Regions from separate parts of the Mus musculus genome. Here region 2 is linked to region 1. A link is a loop called in an ENCODE intact Hi-C map of the cell type or tissue named here. Cell type or tissue: left cerebral cortex. All regions are shown on one strand.

What was found. Peaks named below come from ENCODE experiments on the same cell type or tissue, not always from the same donor. Only the 100,000 strongest peaks of a DNase experiment are listed, where the experiment ranks them.
Region 2: it touches region 1 in a loop (4-fold over the local background); 4 of 42 quality-filtered maps call a loop at or near these places.

What each region holds. Positions count from the first base shown.
Region 1 is chr12:85,337,860-85,345,859 of GRCm38, forward strand. It overlaps Nek9 (NIMA (never in mitosis gene a)-related expressed kinase 9), which reads right to left and starts at 1,503. Exons shown (of 22, transcript NM_145138.2): 1 at 1,144-1,503. The coding sequence starts at 1,362. It overlaps Tmed10 (transmembrane p24 trafficking protein 10), which reads right to left. Exons shown (of 5, transcript NM_026775.4): 4 at 6,366-6,492; 5 at 2,755-5,690. The coding sequence ends at 5,569. In left cerebral cortex, CTCF peaks have their summits at 3,481 (motif pointing right) and 4,588; DNase peaks (open chromatin) are centred at 1,532, 2,289, 3,483 and 6,643; H3K4me3 peaks cover 1,480 bases; H3K27ac peaks cover 899 bases.
Region 2 is chr12:85,726,104-85,734,103 of GRCm38, forward strand. No RefSeq gene overlaps it. Among named protein-coding and RNA genes, the nearest start is that of Flvcr2, 16 kb to the right of the region's middle. In left cerebral cortex, a CTCF peak has its summit at 3,502 (motif pointing left); DNase peaks (open chromatin) are centred at 3,475 and 3,953.

The DNA.
Region 1 (8,000 bases):
TGCTAGAAAATAATCGGCACAAATAAGAACATAGGCGACTACAGATGATAATGTCCACTAATGGGTTGGTTACTGGAATAGAAAAGAACACAAAGATATTTTCTTGCAACTACTTTTCTTCCATCTTTCATAGATATATGCTGGACGCTGGAGGTATGGCTCAGTAGTGGAATGCCTTCTGAGCACTGGCAAAGCCCGTTTTATCCCCAGCACAAAAAGTTCTGGCTGGGAGCAGACACTAGAATTGCAAGTGCATGAATCACCTTTTGCAACCTCAGCAAGTTCTCATTAAATGTTTACCCTAAAGCTAGAGTTTTAAGGCTGTGGTGATTAGACTCAAGTTATGGTTAACTTTTGGAGGTAGACTCACTACAGGGTTTTAAATCAGTACACATTCTTAATTTTGGATTCAGTAACTCATGGGTCTCTCCATTGTGACCTTATGCAAGAAGGTGGGAAAAATGACTTAGCTTCCTTGGGTTCTCAAAGAAAGGGGTCCTTGTTTCTCCAGACTCAACTCCACCAATAAAGTATTTGTCTTATACAATCACTGAAGGAAAAGCAAGAAAACAAACAAACAAACAATGATCTTTCTGGTGATCAAGGAAATCCTCCGAGTGATCATTTATGAAAAAAACAAAAACAAAAACAAGAAAACAAAGCCTACAGGGCTAGCAGTGTGTTGTAGCTGCCAGTGTGGCTATTTGGAAGTACACACCAACTCCCCATCCCGCCCTTCAACAGCTATACGAAAGGAAGTAAGCTTTTACAGACTGTTCCCAAAGAGCAAGTAAGCTTTTTATATTGTTCCCAATGTGCAAAGCACCTTCGTTTGGACCTCAAAATAACCTTTAAAAAAGTAAAGGTTTTTTTTTTGGGGGGGGGGGCGAGGTTGTTATCGCTAAGTCCAATTAACAAATGGGAAAACTAAAATGCAAAAGACCGCTCAATGACTCGCTCAGTGACAGCGGTGATTAAACCAATGTCCTACAGCAGGGGAAGCGAAAGCACGGTGGGGTTCCCGAGACCTAAACCCCAAGGGACGCCTGACCATAGAGGGCCAGGGGCAAGCAGCACTGGAAAGCGGGGCCGGGAAGGAGGGCGCGGGGAGGCCCGGCAGCGGCCGGAGCCGAGGGCCGCTACCTCGGTGCGGCGGTACAGCGTGGCCTCCCCAAAGGCACCGCGGCCCAGAACGCGGATGGGGATGTAGTGCAGCTCCTCCTGCTCCGCCGCCCCGCCGCCGGCTCGCGGCCCTGGGACAGCGCTGGGGCCCGGGCCCGAGTCCCCGCCACCCCCGGACTCGCTTCCGAAGTCCGAGTTGATGGAATCGCAGTGTCGCTCGTACTCGCCCAGCACCGACATGGCGGCGGAGGCCGCAGCTCGCCGGGAGCCGCCCGCGTATCCACGGCGGGCAGGGCCGGCCGCTTAGCGCCTCAATGGCCTCAGACGCCAGGCAGCGGCTTAGGTGGCCCCGCGGCCCAGGGAGCTTCCATGGTGGCTCCTGCCCCCTGACCCGGAAGCGGTTCTTAGTGTTTCCGGCTCGCCGAGGTTTTCCCTCCGCCTTTCGCGTGCCCACTTGTTGCAGATGCGTCCCGCACACCTTGGGCGTCGCTGGCCTTCACACCCGCGAGTGTCGTGGAAGCGGAAGAGTGACCACACGGCGGGTTTGCAGACCGCTTCCCTACAACCCCCTACCAGCTTTCCAGACTGCGTCACATTTTGGAGGTGGTCCAGGCTAATCCTGGCGACACGTTTGTCCCAGGAGCTGTGACTGTGTTAGCTGTCACTTGGCTTGTTGGGCAGGGCTCCTTTTTTTTTTTTTTTTTTTTTTTTTTTTTGTAGCGATAGTGTAGCAAAGATAATGGAGCAAGCTAAAACATTAGACTTCTGACAACTTTAACAATTCCTTCTTCCTTCCTCCTCCTCCTCCTCTCCTCCTCCTCCTCCTCTTCCTCCTCCTCCTCCTCTTCCTCCTCCTCCTTTTCCTCCTTTTCCTCCTTTTCCTTCTTCATTAAGTCTATAAAGTTGCAGGACTATGACCACCACAGGGTTGCCTAAGTTGGGACAATGCTAAAGGGTTTTGTTTTTCTTTTCTTTTCTTTTTTTTTTTTTTTTTAATGATATTATGGCCCCAGATCCTCAGAGCGCCATGAAAACAATGTTTATGTGTCTGTTGGGGGTGGGGTGGGGATTGTTTTAGGTGATACAGCTAGTTAGGAGGAACTTGAGAGGCAAACCCTGCAGTCTGGCCCCAGAATTAGGAAAGGGCAGGGCGTGATGAAACTAAGGTTATGGGACTGGCGCCATTACACTTGTTGGGCAGAAGCAGGAAGTACACTTTGTATGTTGTACAGTTTGGTGTTTCCTGTGGACAGTGGGAAACTAAAGCAAAGGAGTAGGTGATTAGGGCTCTGTTTTGTGTGTGTGTGTGTGTGTGTGTGTGTGTGTGTGTGTGTGTGTGTGTGCCGATTGAATTCAAGTTGCCTGATTTGCATGGCAAAACCTTTATCCACAGAGCCATCTTACTGGCTCTCAAAGCTCTAGCCTTCTGAGGAAATCTGCTCAAGATTTCTTTCATTAGCATAATGATTAAAACATCCTTTTGCTTAAGTGCCCTGCAGTAAATCAGTGACTTTTTTTTTCTTTAATTTATCTGTTTTCACTCCCTGTGCTTTAAAAAACAACAATTATAGAGGAATCCTTGCTCACCCAGACAAAGGGGCACTAAAGATTAACAGACAAATACACCTCAAATGGTTTCTGCTAGCTTTTATTTGTGAAAGTTTACACAAACATCTCCAACAGGTGAGCCTGTATAAATCCCACATGCCTCTTCCCATTAACAAACAGAAGATGGCTCTGATGGGGGTTCATGACAATGGTAAGGAACAAGGTTTGTTGAAACTGTATGATTCTCAGTTATTTTGACTATGCTGGAACGGAGGGAAGCAGATAATATACCTGTTTATAAAGCGGATATGCTGTTGTGCACGCCTACTGTCAAAGGCAAATGCTCTTCAACTGAACTGAAAAGCATGTTGTCCAGTTTGGTTGTTTTGGGCATGATCAAAATGATCGAAAGGACTTGAAAGAATTTCAGTTCTACAGAGCTTAAGTTTATACTTGTTCTTGGAAACAAAAACATGGACAGAATGCTCTATTTTCTCCTCTCTGAAAAATTGACATTTTTCAGAAAAGAAAATAGAAATCTAATAGAGCGGCTGTCACTGCTCCTTAGGGGGGAAGGCACACGTCAGAAAACAGGAGTCTCTTGTTAGGCTAATGGGACAGACAGGCTATGGTTTTGCACTTAAAAGTCTACAAATGGATTTTGACCCCAAAGTTTATTCTTTTCATACTTACATTGTTCTCCTATCACTTGATATATGAATGTTACAGATTTCTGACCATCTGCTGTTGCCATGGTGAGGACTTGTATTCTAAGATCTTAGATCTTAGATCATTTTTCAACAGCAGATGGCACTATTGTACCAGAGAACACTTGATGCCATGCAAGAGGAATTTATGGAAGTCATAAGACAAAGGCTTTTGAGTTCATAGTAACTGGAACCTTAACAGCACAGCCTGAGACTTAACCACTACATCTTTCCCATCCACCTGCATACTTCATCCAGGTCATCCTAACGGTATTCTCTGGTAACTTCAATATTCCACTTCTTTACTGCAAGCCCTGTAATTCTCAGAACTGCAATTGAGATAAGCCCTGTAACAGGTCAGCAGGGTTAAAAGGTTACCCACTTTCCCAGGAGAAGTGGGAAAGACTTTAGATGATAAACAAGTATTTTTCCTGTTTACAAGCATTTGTACCCACCCCACCCCCGCCCCCGCCACTGGCAATCAGGCCCAGAGCCTTCTGTATGGTAGGTAGGCACTGTAAACTGGGGTACACTTTCCAGAACTGCCTTGAGGTACCTAAAACTTCCACCGAATGAACCTTGGCTTTGATTTTACAACATATATATTTCAAGTATTTACTATCTGTGACTTTCCCAGATGTCCAAGTTAAACCCCGTATATCCACATCTCAGAGATAACACTGAAGAACAGGAGTTAGATCAGTGATTGACCATACATGAAGGGCTGGTAAAATTTACTTATTTTTCCTGGTAGAAGTTATATGAAAAGTTCAAGCAACAACCCATTTGATAGAGGAACCCACACAGAACTCAACAGTGAAGTGAACAAATGACCCACATAGAAATGGGCAAAAGCCACCAACGGACATCTCACTGACAAGGACAGACAGATGGCAAACGACAAGAATGAGAAAGGATGCTCAACGCCATCTGCCATTAGGAAAATGCAAATTAAAACCATAATGAGATATTACAGGCATCCACTCAAGGGGAGAAGTTAAAATAGCAATGATAAAGACCACAGAGAATGTAGAGCTGTAACCTGCCATACAGCCACTCTAGACAGAGCAGGGAGGCTTCCTTTAGAACTCCATGTGCTTCCTACACAGCACAGCAACGGCCCTCTTAGGTATTTATCCCGGAGTGATGAAAACTTACATTCACCTAAGAACTTTAATAGTTAGGCCCAATCCCCAGGCCACCCACATGACCTTTAAGCACAATGCAGTACCATCCATAGCCTGGAGGAAAACCAGGATGTGCACCGCCTTGGAGAGGCACCTCATGGGAATTATGCTGAGTGGAGAAAGCCAACCTCCAAAGGTTACACTCTAGATGACCCATTTACATAACAGAGTTAGAGTTCAGAACAGGGCAGCAGATTAGGGAGCCAGAGCGGGGGGGGGGTGGGGGGGGGGGTGGAGAAGGGAGTGGCTAGCTGCAACACTGCAAATGAAGACCATGGGATGGAACTACTCTACCTGGAAATGATCGACAGGATCTACAAGTGATAAACTGGACAGAACTAAACACACATACACAAGGACTTCAAGCAGTTGAGCACAAACATTTTAATGGTCTAAAATGAGATTTTTTTAAGAGATTATCTACAGTTCAAAGCTCACCTTTTAATGTGTCCCACCCATGACCCTTTTAGGAGACATAAAATTATGAAGGATATCACCAGAAGCTATGTAAACATTTCATCTAAGGACCAAGAGAAGTTCAAGGTGTTTTCACAAGGAAACCAAAGAGACAACTGATATGAAAGAGCTGACCGCAGTCAGAGAAATCTTGGGAGGAGAACTAGAGTGAAGGACAAGGCGATGAGCAGGTGGGAGAGAAAAAGCAAACAGCTCAAACAGATCCTGTGAGGCGGGCGACCCAGGACGAAGGCTGGCTTTGGCGTTATCTAGGTAACCCCGGTTTGTTGTTTTGTTTTATTTTGTTTTCTTTCCATAGGCGACTTTAATAATCTTGTTGCAAAACCAGTCCAAATCCTACTGCATTAAAGTCCTCATTGACTTGTTGGGTATAGGTGGTGCCCATGTGCTCTCATACCAAAAGTATCAGTTCTGGCAAGAAAGCTCAGCTGTGCCTTGATGGTACTGTTAGTAGAATGGCCTTGGGCTAGGCCAGGCATGTCCCAGCGATGTTCTGCTGGCTCTAGGGGACAGAACACTGAGCCTCATTACTCTATCAACTTCTTGGCCTTGAAGAAGCGACGCAGGTAGAAGACCTGCCAGGTGGCTAGTCCAATGAGGCAGAACATGGAAAAGATGCTGAAGTACAGGACCCGGGTGTTCGTGGACTCTAAAGAAACAAAACAATGCAAAAACACTGTAAATGGAATGAAGTTAAGTTGCTTCAGTTTGGCTAAACAATGGCTAGGGCGTAAAGACAATTAGTTAGCCTCATTCTGTCCATAGGTCTCAGAGTTCAAACAATTAAAGCAAGCAAGCAAAAGTGAGTATGGTAACACACCTGTGATCTCAGCACTTGAGAGGCTAAGACAGGAGAATCCTGAATTCCAGGCCAGCCTGGGCTACATAGCAAGATCCCGATAAGAAACTCTAAAACTGTACTAATAGGATCTGAAAAACCTTATGCTGAGTTGGTAACTATAGCCGCCTCAGTGGTACACCACTTTCTTAGCATGCACAAGGCTCTGAGTTCCATCTCTAGCCCTGTTTCCTTTTGCTTTGTTTTTAATCCCATTTAAAATGTTAAAAATTACAAGTTGGTAATACTTTGCTACAAGCTAACCAAAAATATAGTCATTACATATCACCAAAGGAAATGTCATTCTTCTGAAAACCTAGCCAGCTGATTTACCTTTTAGTTACAATAGCCCTAGAGAAGCAATTTTATTTCCCTAAATCATATTCCACTTTTCCCAAACTGAGAAATGTGTACGTTAGCATTCAGTGTCCAGAATCTGTCTCCTTTACAGCTCACGCACTGAGAAATGAAAGCTACCCCACTCACCATTAGTGTCCCTCATCTCCTCTTCCCGCTTCTTCATGTAGGCAAAGTCATTAACAATGGACTCGGAAAGGTCCTCGAGCCGTCGTAACTCCACCTCCAGTGGTTTGAGTTTCTCGACTTTTGCAATCTGGAAAAGATCAGAATTGGATCCAACTCCCTGAAAAAACTGCTTAAGTAAAGAACATCAAAGCACAAAACAAAGCCATCTGGAGGAGCAGAGTCTCCTCCTTACAGCCTGCACTGCACTGCACCCGTAAAGAAGTAGTGAGGGCAGGAGTTAGCCAGTGTGGGAAGGAGCCCAAGAGAAGTGGGGGAGGGGTGTGAGCAGAATGCACCATCTACGAGTCTGTGTACACATTCAAATCTCTGTCAATCATTCTAAGATATTTTAAAATTTGGCTTTCTACCTTTCTCTACAAACTATATTTTTCCACCTTAGATCTTTAATTTTAATTAAGATTTCTTTAAGATGTGTGTAGTAGTGATTCATGTAAACCCAGCATTCAGAAGGCAGGAGCAGGGAGATCTCCAGGACAAGGTCAGCTGAGTGTATAAAAAAGACTTCACAACAAGGCTAGGGAGATGCTGTAAATGGCTCTGTGGTAAGATCACTTGCTATGCAAGCAAGAATACCTGCACTCATCTCCAGCATCCATGTTTTTAAAAGCTGGGCATGGTGATGCATTCTCGAAACTTCAACTTTGCATTGTAGGGTGGAGACACGAGGAGACAGAGCCTGTGCACCACTTCCAGCAAAACAGAACAGCTCAGTGGAAGGCTGTGAAGGAGGAGGTCCTGTCCCTCCACATTCCTGACTGTAGTACAGCACTTTACATTGCCCTTTCATCCTTTGGTAGGCAATTGACACTATAGCTAGCATGGCAGCTTCGAGAGTCATATTAGGTGAATGTAGGCAGAAGGAGGAAGCATGTGCTCCTGCAGTATCACAGAGGAGCTCAAAACCAAAACCAAAAACTAACAGGGTTTTGCATATCTAAGTCATACAACACTGGACTTGATTATGTTCAGAGCCAAGAGAAATCATACATTTGCTAAAAACGACCCTAAATCTACCTTGACCGCTCTTCAATTCCCTTCCAGAGGCAGCTACAGTTACCAACTCAGCATAAGGTTTTTCACACCCTATTAGAAGATAAACAGTGTACAGTTTTATAGCTTTTCTAGTTGAGAGTCCAGGGTTGCCATTCACCTAGTATTTATCTGCACAAAATTCCCCAAGGAAAGCTGGGAGCAGTGGGACATGTCTTTAATCTCAGCACCTGGGAGGCAGCAGCAGGCAGATCTCTGTGAGTTCAAAGCCAGTCAGGTCTGTATAGTGAGTTCCAGGACAGGCTACATGGTGAGATCTCGTCTCAACGAAACAACAACAAAAACAAAAAACTCAAAACCAAACAAATAAAAACCCCAAGGAAAAGGTACTAATAAGACATATAATAAACCAAGCGTAGTCTGCGTAACATCTTCCTCTTGCTCTGCACTTCCCTATCCAAAGCTTCCTGACTGAGACAGAGAGGCAACAGTATGAAACTTCTTAGACATCAATTATTTAAGGGTCCCTAAATAGAAACTTGCAAAAAGGAACTGGAACTGAAACTGTGGTTGTGCTCCAACAGC
Region 2 (8,000 bases), 390 kb after region 1:
AAACTCTGACTGGCCAGGAGAATAGGTTACAGACTAAGGTCTCTTTTAATTATAGCTTAGAGCTCTTTGTAAATGTAGTGTAAAGATAGGGGGTCATAGAGGGTACACTCCCGGGAAAAAGAACTCAGTAAATAAGAGAGATTGACTAAAATAAACCTTTCCTACTTTATAGCAAGGATGATGAAACATATAGTAAAAGAAGTTAGGCGTTGGTATTTGTTACTCCTAAAAAGACCAATTCAGATATTTTCTGTTTGTCTGGAGTGCTTTCAAACTGCAAACACTGCCAACCTCCAAGCAGGCTGTCATATAATAAATGTGTTTGATTTGGAGGAGACATTCTTTAGATTCTTTAAATTGAAGTTATAGGGCTGATAATAAAAATAATAATACCTGGGCTGGAGAGATGGCTCAGCGGTGAAGAGCACTGACTACTTTTCCGGAGGTCCTGAGTTCAAATCCCAGCAACCACATGGTGGCTCACAAGCACCCGTTATGAGATCTGATGCCCCCTTCTGGTGTGTCTGAAGTCAGCTACAGTGTACTTATATGTATAATAAATAAATCTTTAAAAATAATAATAATACCTGGTTCTGTTTGTATTTTCTAATTGTGACTGAACTTGTAACCTTGGACATGTAACAAAAAAAATCAACCATAATCTATATTTCTTAGATAACCATTAGTCTGTCCTTGTTCTGTGAAACCTATATAAAGAAGCACCTGACTGCTAGTCAGTCAGAGCTGTCAGATTCCCCAGAACACCATCGCCTGACTCACTCCTCCCGCCCCTCCTCTTATCTCCTCTTCGGGCTGCCCCGTCATCAAGGACCCTCCACTGGGGAAGGCCCTCAGGCAGTCACCAAAGACCTACAGAGTAGAAAGGGACTGCCTCAAAAAGAGGAAGGTGACCAGTGACAGGAGAGGGACAAAAGATAGTACTGGTGGGTAATTATGATCAAACTATATTATGCATATAAGGCTATCTTAATGAACCCCATTATGTATAATGAATTTGCTAATAAACTTTTAAAAAAGAATTGCCTCCTTCTAGGCAAAGGACGGATAATCAAGAGGGCTTGATTTATCTGATTAAGGTGCAATCATGTGATGCAGGCTGAGCCAATGAGAACATCTCCTGGGAATTTGACTCTTCAAGAGAAAGCTCTCAGAGAAGGAAGGGTGAGGCCAGTTCACCACCACAGGAGGAGCCCTGACCAGGGAACTCGTGTAGCTGTCCAGGTTCCTGCTACCTTCTGTACCTTCCCTTGTATCTGTGAGCTAAACATATTGTTCCAGCAAAGTCATAAACCAAAAGACAGGGCTGGAGACATGGCTCAGCAGTTAAGAGCACTGACTGCTCTTCCAGAGGTCCTGAGTTCAATTCCCAGCAACCACATGGTGGCTCCCAACCATCTGTAATGAGATCTGACGCCCTCTTCTGGTGTGTCTGAAGACAGTACAGTGTACCCACATACATGAACTAAATAAATAAACAAATCTTTAAAACAAACCAAAGATAGTGGCTATATATGGGTTTCCCATAGAGGGACACTGGGTCCTGACACTCAGGGCTCCCTGAGTGAGCTCTGGGATGCCTATGCCCTACTAGAAGCCAGGCATTCTGCTAACCATGCACCAGTCCCCAGAGCAGCTAGCCGACCTGGACAACCACTACTGCTTCTAGCAGGAACCATGACAACAAGCTGAGCTCAGCCTCTAGCTTCAGGCGCATTGGTCCGTCCTACACCAAATACAGCTGCTTGCCTTTAAATAATGGCTGGGGATTTGAAACCCCAGAGCTTTACAACTGAAGGTTTGGTCTCCAGGATGACGTTATTGGAATATAGTGGAAGCTTTACTCTTCAAGGCGTTTGGTTTCAGACCAGAGACATGGGACAGAGGTACACATTTTACATACCAAAGCAGACTGTGTCTCCAGATTCTCCCAGCATCCCGCAGTTCCTACCTGGCAAACCCTGCCTTGAACTTTCCAACACTGCCCCTACCCCTCCCCAGGCTCTTCCCTTCCAACGTTTTGCTCTCTCTCTCTCTCTCTCTCTCTCTCTCTCTCTCTCTCTCTCTCTGTGTGTGTGTGTGTGTGTGTGTGTGTGTGTGTGTGTGTGTGTGTGTTCCTGTGCATCCTCCCATATCCCTCACCATGGCGACTCCCCTGGCCTCAATCCTTGGAGCCAGTGAATTTGCCCGAGAGCAGCTTCTCAATAAACCCACTTTAATATAATATAATCTGACTTGAATTGGCTCATTTCCCTGGCAGCGGACAAATAACATATCACAGATGATTCTCAGCTGCCGCTGTCTACTTTTAACCTTTTTGAAGCCCTGGCAAAAGAAAGAAAAGATGGTGTGGTGTTCTCTGTGCCGAACCGCCAAATACTGCAGTGCCAAGTGTGAGAAAAAAAAAGCTTGGCCGGATCACAAGTGGGAATGCCAATGTCTTAAAAACTGCAACCCAGATATCCCATGGGTTCCGTGGCTCTTTTAGGCAGGGTTATCGTCAAGTTTACCCCTCAAAGTCAGAAAGACTTTACTCATTTTATAATCTGGAGTTCAATATTAATAAACTCAATGAAGATAAGAAAGAGGGCCTGAGGTGACTTGCAATGACATTTCAACATTTTGAGAGAGTAGGAAAAAAAGAGATGAAAATGTCTGGATTTTACAGGGAAGAGATTGGGGGGGGGGGGGGACACGACAGCCAAAGCCCAGACCCTGGGCTAGAAAGTTCAAGGTTGGGGGCAGGGTATGCCAGGTAGAGACTGAGGGATTCTGGGAGAATCTGGAGGCCAGGTCTGCTTTGGTATGTAAGATCCACACTTGGGTCTCTTGTCCTTGATCCGAAACCAAATACAAGGGTCAAGAGGAGCTCCTTAGGTCGTTGAAGGTGCACCCTTGCAGAAGATTCTGGGACTCTGCTGTTCTTCACCGGCCTAGTCCCTCTGTCCCTCTGTCCCTCTTCCCTCCTCTGTATTAGTGACTTTTCTATTGCTGTTATGAGACATAATGACCAAGTCAGCCTGTAGAGGGAAGGGACTTACAGTTTCAGAGTGATGGCAATCCTGCCCTCTCTCTCCCTACCTCAAAATGCTTTCATATGCTTGTTTGAAGTGAGCATTGGGGTGAGTGTGAAGGACAAAATAATAAAAATAACTGCAATGGGGGAGGGATGTGAATGTGCTCCGAGGGTTGGCAGAGACTGCCGGTGGCATCCTTTTTGGCCCTATTTTTCTTTTCGTGATGTTTTCAGGAACTGTTGTAACCCTCATCTTAGATACAGAAACAGCCTCAAAAGACGCTACCTGGTTTGCCCGTGTTAATTAAGTGCGAACACAGGACTCAGGCTGGCCTGCGCTGACCCCAAAGCTGGGATCTTCGGGCCAGGCTTGAAACGCTAAGGAAGGTTCTCTAGCTCCACATTGTACACAGAACCACGGGGACAGCACCTAGGTAGTGCTGCCACCTAGCGATAAGATGGAGAACTGCACGTGCCAATTTTTGGTCCCTGTTTCACGCTGAGCTGACCATTGAAGTTCCGGCCAATGGTCATACCTTCCTTGCTCTGCCAGGAGTGGGGTGCACAGTTGTGATCTCTGGATGTAAGCTTCCACCTCTCTGGGCACCCCCAAAGCTCACTATAAAGGGAGTCATAAATGATTGACAGGAAGCTCTCAACAGTTTGGGGGTTCCACCTGGCCTCCACATATCACCTTGAAGACATTTGATGTGAGGGTCAAAGTTCATCCCATACCTCCTCTATGGCAAGTCCTCTAATTTCTGTACTGTCGTGTTCGGCTCTAGTCATCAAGCAACCAGCTAGCTCTCTGGTCACAGAGCAGAGAAAACCCCTGTGCCCAGTGTCTCTGCTCTGCCAGGCTGCCCTGCCCCGTGCCCCACTTCTTCTGTCCGTTGGATTCACCAGCTGAGGCCCGTTTGTGTCAGCACAGTCATTCAGACACAATGACTCAAGTCGGTGGGGGAGGGGGAGCTGTGTCAGCACAGGGTGTTTGACCTTTATGGCAGTGAGGAGTCACCTCAATCTGAAATGTGTGGCTGCCTAGTGATTTCAGTCTCAACTGAAATGCGGACATGAGTGTGATCAATGGGCAGGTGAACAGAAGCACTTCCCCGCTTTCACTCCCTGCACATAGCTCCTTCTGGATCTTCTCTCTTTGTCCAGGTCCGTGACACCTGAACCGTGAAAGAGGAGTTCTCAGAAAATTGGGTACTACCAGAAGATCCAGCAATTCCTCTCCTGGGCATATACCCAGAAGATGTTCCAACTGGTAATAAGGACACATGCTCCACTATGTTCGTAGCAGCCTTATTTATAATAGCCAGAAGCTGGAAAGAACACAGATGTCCCTCAACAGAGGAATGGATAAAGAAAGTATGGTACTTATACAATGTAGTACTACTCAGCTATTAAAAACAATGAATTTATGAAATTCTTAGGCAAATGGATGTATCTGGAGGATATCATCCTGAGTGAGGTAACCCAATCACAAAAGAAGTCACTTGATATGCACTCACTGATAAGTGGATATTAGCCCAGAAACTTAGAATACCCAAGATATAATTTGCAAAACACAAGAAAATCAAGAAGAAGGAAGACCAACGTGTGGGTACTTCATTCCTCCTTAGAATAGGGAACAAAGAAGGAGTTAGAGAGACAAAGTTTGGAGCTGAGATGAAAGGATGGACTATCCAGAGACTGCCCCACCCAGGGATCCATCCTATAATCAGTCACCAAACGCAGACACTATTGTATATGCCAGCAAGATTTTGCTGAAAGGACCCTGATATAGCTGTCTCTTGTGAGGCTATGCCAGTGCCTGGCAACTACAGAAGTGGATGCTCACAGTCATCTATTGGATGGAACACAGGGCCCCCAATGGAGGAGCTAGAAAAAGTACCCAAGGAGCTGAAGGGATCTGCAGCCCTATATGGAACAACAATATGAACTAACCAGTACCCCCCAGAGCTCATGTCTCTAGCTGCATATGTAGCAGAAGATGGCCTAGTCAGCCATCATTGGGAAGAGAGGCCCCTTGGTCTTGCAAACTTTATATGCCCTAGTACAGGGAAACACCAGGGCCAAGAAGTGGTAGTGGGCAGGTAGGGGAACAGGGCAGGGAGAGGGTATAGGGGACTTTCAAGATAGCATTTGAAATGTAAATGAAGAAAATACCTAATAAAAAATTGAAAGAAAAAAAAAAAAAAAAGAAAGAAAGCCAGTGTTCTTTTCCCCTTCAGACACGGGCCTCAGTGACCAAGCCCGCTCAGTCAGTCAACAGGTTCTCCAGCATGGGAGTGAGGATTAAAAAGAAAAAAGACACACAACATTGTAGGGTAACCCCAGTCAATTCTGAGACTGAAGGCAAATTTTTATTTTCCAACCCACTTTTTTTTGGGGGGGGTGGTTGAGACAGGGTTTCTCTGTATAGTCTTGGCTGTCCTGGAACTCACTTTGTAGACCAGGCTGGCCTCAAACTCAGAAATCCGCCTGTCTCTGCCTCCCAAGTACTGGGATTGAAGGCGTGCGCCACCACCGCCCGGCTCCAACCCACTTTTTAATACCACTTTAATTACATGCAAGTATTTTGGGCAAGCTAAATCCTGTGATTACTCCTGATAGTTGTTACAAAGGGCTTATCATAATGACCGAAATATTTGAGCCCACTTTCTCCTCCAAGCCCAAAAATCTTGCCTGAGTCCTAGTTCCACCCTAAGACTAAAATTCCTGCCTTATCCTACTTTCCTATCACAGCCTAAAGTTAGATTCCTGCCTGAGCTTACTTCCCTGTCCTAGGACAATGTCAGATTCCTGTCTGAAGCCCACTTCTTTGCCCTTAGCCAATGTCAGACTCCTGCCAAGTGGTACCCCAAAAGACTTTCCACACCTCAGCACTATGTGGTGAATAGAAGGAGGATAAAGGGTCTTAATCCTCTTTAGAATAGCAACCCTCTCAGTAAATGTGAGCCTCATTCTGGCCAAAATCAACCCAGTGGCTTCTTGGTCTAGTCCTCAAAATTTGCCTCTAACATACACAATTCCTATTGTAAAACCCATCTTGGCTAGTTTTACATCAACTTGACTCAAGCTATAGTCATCCAAGAGGAAGAAACCTCAGTTAGAAAAACGCCTACAAGCAGGCAAGCCTGTAGGGTATTTTCTTAATTATTGATGGAAGGAGGAGGGCCTAGTCCATGGTGTGTCATGCCATCCTGAGGCAGGTGGTCCTGGGTTAGCTCCTGCCTCCAGGATCAGCCCTGCTTGCACTCCTGCCCTGATTTCCCTCATGATGAACAGTGTTGTGCAAGTGTAAGCCAAACAAACTCCACATTCGTTGCTTTTGGTCTGTATGTGTTATCACAACAACAGTAACCCTAATTAGGACAGAAATTGGTACCAGGATCATGGGGCATGACTATGACAGGCATGACCGTGTTGTTTTTGGAAGAACTGTGGAAAGACTTTGGAGCTTTGGGTGGAAAAGACACACAAAAAACCCCCCAGAAAACAGGATTGTTCAAAACTTGGTGAGTGGTTCTGTGGGAACCTGGAGGAGAGGAGTTGAGAGAAATGCAGGTGATGGTGGCCTGCCTTATAAAAGCTTGGAAGGAAGCTTGAGAATTAAAGCTTTTACAGGCCTGCTGCATACCAAGACAAGCTTTCTCCATGTAGCCATGGCTGTCCTGGAACTGGCTTTGCTGACCAGATTGGCCTCAAACTCACAGAGATCCCTCTGCCTCTGCCTCTCTGCGCCTCTGCCTCTCTGCCTGTGCCTCTGCCTCTCTGCGCCTCTGCCTCTCTGCCTGTGCCTCTGCCTCTCTGTGCCTCTGCCTCTGCCTCTGCCTCCTCTGCCTCTGCCTCTCTGCCTCTGCCTCTGCCTCTGCCTCTGCCTCTGCCTCTGCCTCTGCCTCTGCCTCTGCCTCTGCCTCTGCCTCCTCTGCCTCCTCTGCCTCTGCCTCCTCTGCCTCTGCCTCTGCCTCTGCCTCTGCCTCTGCCTCTGCCTCTGCCTCTGCCTCTGCCTCTGCCTCTGCCTCTGCCTCCTCTGCCTCTGCCTCTCTGCCTCTGCCTCTGCCTCTGCCTCTGCCTCTGCCTCTGCCTCTGCCTCTGCCTCTGCCTCTGCCTCTGCCTCTGCCTCTGCCTCTGCCTCTGCCTCTCCCTCTGCCTCTCCCTCTGCCTCTGCCTCTGCCTCTGCCTCTGCCTCTGCCTCTGCCTCTGCCTCTGCCTCTGCCTCTGCCTCCCGAGAGTGCTGGGATTAAAGACATGTGCCACTCCCACACCCCCACCAGCTGCATATTTGCTATTTTGAATTAAGACTCTGTGCTAGTCAGCTGGATCCAAATTGTCAACTAATTACAAGAGACCAGCACCATCGAAATAAAACTGAGACAATTGATGTTGGTTAACTGGAGCCATGAAACTAGCAGAGAGATGGTTCAGAGGTTAAGGGCACTGACTGCTCTTCCAGAGGTCCTGAGTTCAGTTCCCAGCACCCATATCGTGGCTCACAACCATCTTCTGATGTGTTTGAGGACAGCTATTGCTACATCCACTTCAGTAGTGACAAGCGCGACAGGCCCCCAAAACCTGGGCACTGTCCCAAGGTGAAAAGTTCACAGAAACTTAGTCTCCTGGAACCATAGCATCCTGTAGAATGAATGCTCCAGTGTCCTTGCTTTAGTTGGTAATGGGATCTGTGTGCTTTCCCTTAATATTGCTTTATTATAAGTGCTCCTAAGGACTGATGTTTTTGACATATAGCTAAATTAGATTCTAGGCAGTCCTTAATCCGACCCTGGGCATGGATAGCTAAATTACTGCCCTACACAGGAATTTACCATTATCTGGGAAGAAGGAAGTTTGTGATCTAAGGAGGAACCAGAGTAGATACTTAGAACTATAGATAGCTGAGTTACACCCGTATTTACTATGGCCCAAGGAGGAGGTGGACTATACAATAGACTAGAAT